2 separate regions of the Homo sapiens genome follow, and region 1 is linked to region 2. A link is a loop called in an ENCODE intact Hi-C map of the cell type or tissue named here. Cell type or tissue: OCI-LY7. All regions are shown on one strand. Region 1 has its middle 29 kb from the start of LRIF1. Region 2 holds the start of LOC124904292 (a long non-coding RNA gene).

The links. Peaks named below come from ENCODE experiments on the same cell type or tissue, not always from the same donor. Only the 100,000 strongest peaks of a DNase experiment are listed, where the experiment ranks them.
Region 1: a loop joins it to region 2, with 4 times the contacts of the local background. A loop is called at or near these places in 7 of 110 quality-filtered maps.

What each region holds. Positions count from the first base shown.
Region 1 is chr1:110,991,417-110,993,916 of GRCh38, reverse strand. No RefSeq gene overlaps it. Among named protein-coding and RNA genes, the nearest start is that of LRIF1, 29 kb to the right of the region's middle. In OCI-LY7, a CTCF peak has its summit at 1,389 (motif pointing right); a DNase peak (open chromatin) is centred at 1,376.
Region 2 is chr1:110,523,393-110,525,892 of GRCh38, reverse strand. It overlaps LOC124904292 (a long non-coding RNA gene), which reads right to left and starts at 440. Exons shown (of 2, transcript XR_007066353.1): 1 at 374-440. In OCI-LY7, CTCF peaks have their summits at 1,016 and 1,228 (motif pointing left); a DNase peak (open chromatin) is centred at 1,242.

The DNA of each region.
Region 1 (2,500 bases), 470 kb before region 2:
AAACAGAAAAGGTGAGAGTTGTACACCTTAAATAGATACAATAAAAAGAACCAGAAAAAGCATGAGAGATCATAAAGAACTAAAAGCTGAAACACCTAAAATCACGAGTCTAGGAATTCAAATTATTCTCAGTTTTTTTCCAAAAGATAAAAAAGAAAGGAGCCAATTAGTTACTGAGAGTGTTTAACACAGGCATGAAGCTTTTGTCATCACCCCAGAGATGAGGCTGCTCATCAACATTACTTAAGATCCTGAGATGCATAATTCACTTAAAGATCCTTTTGCTTTCAAGCTTAGATTTTATATATTTTGGAGCCAGAGGTACCCAAAGAGGGTAAAGGGCATCCAAAACACAAGGGCAGGCTTGATAAAGAGACCAATACTTTTGAGGAGGTTATGGAAACCTCAAATAAGGAACCCAAAACTTCTACCACCACTAAGAATTCCAGAGCCCTTTCCTTACTGACTGATTTCAAGGCTTAGAGTCTGGCTCACTCTTCCATGTGGTCATTGCTGCTAAGGATGTCTAGTGGAAAACTATTGAGGAGGCCTGCATGCTCCTCCATGAAATTGGTATGGTTTAATGGGTCTATTATTTCTTCAAATATTCAGAGAAGGAAGACTAAACACATTGCTAATTTTGAAAAAGCCCCTGTTGACATAGACTCCTGAGAGCTGTTCTTGCAGGTGCCCCCATCCAACTGCAGGGTCATGTTGCTTAACCTTGTTCACAGGTCCTATACCATCCTAAGGGCCATGAATGAAATTGGTCTGCTGGCACAATGTGAGGGTTCTGTCCATCCCGACTCACAATTCTGACCTAACAAAGCTTGCCTCCTAGTGCATGGGAACCCCTAGAGTGGACTATTCAGCCCTCCCTTTCTTTTCCAACTCTCAGATTACCCCATTACCTCTGGGTGATCCAGCTCATCCTGTTTATTGGCAATTTAGAGGCCCCTGTGTGCCTCATGAAGAATTACTAGCCAGGCCACACCCAAATTGCAACAACTAAAGAAGATTACGTTAAAAAGTCCTCATCACTTGCCCACAGATCTGGGATCTCTTGAGACCACGCCTCCAAATCCAACTAATTATGCCTCTGGCTAATTCTCAGACCCCTGAAACTGGTAATCACCATGGCCTCTCAAATAGGGATTCAGGCAATCCCTGTGCCTTGTCCCACCACCCGGTGACAATTTCCTCTGTATGACTCTGGTGGTTCATTGGAATTCTACAAGTAGATAACATTTTCTAGCTTTATTAGATACAGCAGCCCACGTTACTGTCATTCTGGGCAAACCATCCAAGTTTAAAGGAGCTACCTCTTTTATACTAGAGGGTATTGCCAGTAAAATCATTTCATGACAAACAGATGCCACTAGATGTCACTATTAGAAAAATCTTTATCAAACAGCTGTTCTTACATAGACGACACAAACAAATGAAAACACATCCCATGCTCATGGATGGATAAAATCAATATTGTGAAAATGACCATACTGCCAAAAGCAATTTACAAATTCAATGCAATCCCCATCAAAATACCACCATCATTCTTCACAGAGTTAGAAAAAACAATTCTAAAATTCATATGGAACCAAAAAGGAGCCTGCATAGCCAAAGCAAGACTAAGCAAAATGAAAACTCTGGGAACATCACACTACCTGATTTCAAACTATATTATAAGGCCATAGTTACCAAAACAGCATGGTACTGGTATAAAAATATGCACATAGACCAATGGAACAGAATAGAGAACCCAGAAATAAACCCGAATATTTACAACCAACTGATCTTCAACAAAGCCACATGTAGGAGAATGAAACTGGATCCTCGTCTCTCACCTTATACAAAAATCAACTCAAGATGGATTAAGGACTTAAACCTAAGACCTGAAACTATAAAAATTCTAGACAATAACACTGGAAAAACCCTTCTCGACATTGGCTTAGGCAAGGATTTCATGACCAAGAAGCCAAAGCAAATGCAATAAAAACAAAGATAAATAGCTAGGACCTAATTAAACTAAAGAGTGTTTGCACGGCAAAAGGAACAGTCAGCAGAGTAAATAGACAACCCACAGAGTGGGAGAAAAATCTTCACAATCTATACATCTGACCAAGGACTAATATCCAGAATCTACAACGAACTCAAACAAATCAGTAAGAAAGAAACAAACAATCCCATCAAAAAGTTGGCTAAGGACATGAATAGAGAGTTCTCAAAAGAAGATATACAAATGGCCAACAAACATTTGAAAAAATGCTCAACATCACTAATGATCAGGGAAATGCAAATCAAAACCACAGTGTGATACCACCTTATTCCTGCAAGAATGACCATAATCAAAATATCAAAAAAGCAGTAGATGTTGGTGTGGACGCAGTGATCAGGGAACACCTGTACCCTGCTGGTGGGAATGTAAACTGGTATAGCCACTATGGGAAACAATGTGGAGAATCTCACAAATCACCACTAAAAAACTTACTCATGTAACCAA
Region 2 (2,500 bases):
TGAAGGACTGTGAGCCAATCACACAGCTTTCTGGACCTCAGTTGTCTTATTTGCTAAATGGGGGTAATAATCGCCACCTTCCTTAGGGCGCATCGTGAGGCTCACATCCTGTGTGGAACTGTGTGGTCAGCAGGAGTGTAGGTAACCGAGTGACCACCTCACCCCTCACAGCAGGACAGGAGGAAGCAGCTTCACCACAGACAGAGGGGCTTAGAGCACGGGCCGTACAAGTTCTACCCAGCCTCTGATGGCCCAGGCACATCGGTCCCCGAGGCCTTCCCCTTACTGACCATGCCTGTCCCAGCAGGCTCAGCATCAGCATGGACAGCCTCTGAAAGGGCCTGGCTGCCATACTAGTAAGGGTGAAACTCACCCATTTTACCGTTGGCAGGACAGGAAAAGGAGGAATGGCCATCCCCACCCCCATGGTCCCTGACCGGGCCCAACTGATAGCAGCTGCCAGCATTTGCTGAGTGCCTACTGCACGCTGCGTGCTTTCTATGTGACATCACTTTCCCACCACACCCTTTCCAGGGAGGTGCTAGCAAGGCTACTGTAAAGACGAAGAACCCTAAGTGAAGGGAGCATAAGTAACTTGTTCTCTGTCACGCAGACACTAAGTGGCCAAGCCAGGATTGGGAGCTGGCCCTCCTGTCTGCCCCCAGAGCCTGTGCTCCTGACCAGGATGGAGAGCCTGCCTCAGGCTGGATGAGGGGCAGCCCCCACACCCAGCCTGCTGACCTCCCCACTGAATTCAGGTCTCCTGACGGACGCTGCTCTCAGTTTCCAGCTCTACCCTTTCCATGGCCCTAAGGCTGACATCGCCACCTCTGCTTTCCACTCAGAAAGGCTGGAGGAGCTGGGCACTCGAGGGACCAGAGGGGCTACAGTGAGCAGCAGAGCCAGCGAGTCTTGCCTAAGACCCCATCTTACCATTCCCTGGTTGGGGAAACTGAGGTTCTTGGAGAGTGAGGCAACATAATCCCGACCACGTGAGACAGAGAGGTACAGAATCCACACTCTTCCGGCCGGGCCGTGGTTCAGCATGAGCCGAAGAGATGGGGCTTGGCTCTAAGAGGGGCAGAGACCAGAAAGGGTGAGGTTTGAGAGCCACTCACTGGGGAGAATCTGCAAGACCTGAGGCCTGGCCGACCCTAAAGTGAAAGAAAAGCGGCATCAAAGAGGTAAGTAAAGGGTCCTCGGAATGGCCCAGGGATTGCTTCCAGCAGGACAGCAGCGCCCTCTTCTGTCCAGTCACAAGAGGTGTCACGGTTTGCGTTTCACCCCCACCTTCCTTCAGTCCTTCACTCATTTGCTCAAGGACCGGAGAGCCAGGCCCACCTGCCCACCCCCTCATCCTCCTACCTGCTTCCAGCCCTGCGACATCTGAGCTCCCTGTCACCGGGGCCTTGGGGCCCTGAGATGCAGTACACACTGTTGTCTTTGCATGATTACTTATTTCAACCATTCTCTGACTAAGGAACAGCTGCTGCCTCACCTGAATGTGTAGGAGGTGTTGGAGTTGCTAGGCAACCAAAGTTGACCCATGGGGAAAGGCCATGGAATGGGTTCTGGATACTGCCTGCTTGGTATAGCTCTGTGACCTTGAAAAGCCAGGTCCACAGCCCTGACATTAGCCACAGATGTCTGCAGGTCTGTTCTGGGAGAAGCACAGGGCTGAGCCCCTCCCCATGCCCTGCCTGCAGGAAGTGCCTGGTCCAGTCAGAGAAGAGGTTACCTGAACCATAAAGCCTCATCCTCAGTCTGGCTGCCAACATGAAGAGCTACAGGGCTCAGGAGGGGCAGTTGGGATGGCTGAGGTCTGTGTCACGTGGGCAGGGAAAGCTTCCCAAAAAAGATCAGCTCCCATCTATGGGATGCCTACTGCATGCCAGGCAAAGTTCTATACACTATCTCATTCTTTCCCCCAAGAATCCAAAAGAAAGGTATGATTAGACCCAGTTAGAGGGGAAGAAAGCAGAGTTCACAGAGGTGGTGATGTGCCTAAGGTCACATACCTAGTGGGTAAAAAGATGGGATTCAAACCCAAGCCTGTCTGGCTGTTAGGGAAGGGCAATGAGCAGAGGTCAGAAGATGGGAAAGCATAGGGGTCTCCGGGACAGTGAGGGGGCCAGCCTGTTCCCACATGCCAGATGCTGAGGGACCCAAAGATGACAAAGTTCTAGGAGATAAAACATGAATCAAATAAAATGCCGAGAAGGAAATGTAGACAACTTCCAGGGGGTGCTCAGAAGGGCAAGAGTGCCTTCACCTGGAGTCCTTAGAGAAAGCTTCACCTTCAGGTGAGGTTAGAAGTGAAGTATGCAGGTGGCAGGACCTGCCCACATGGTGGCCTGGAGGGAGGAAAGTACAAGTATGTTCAGCAAGGAAAAGAGATCTGTTTCAGCCAGGTGCACTGTCTCAGCACTGTGCCAGGCAAGCACAGAGATTACATGTAGAATCGGACGTTATGGAAGACTCTTGAACGTCATGATCATTT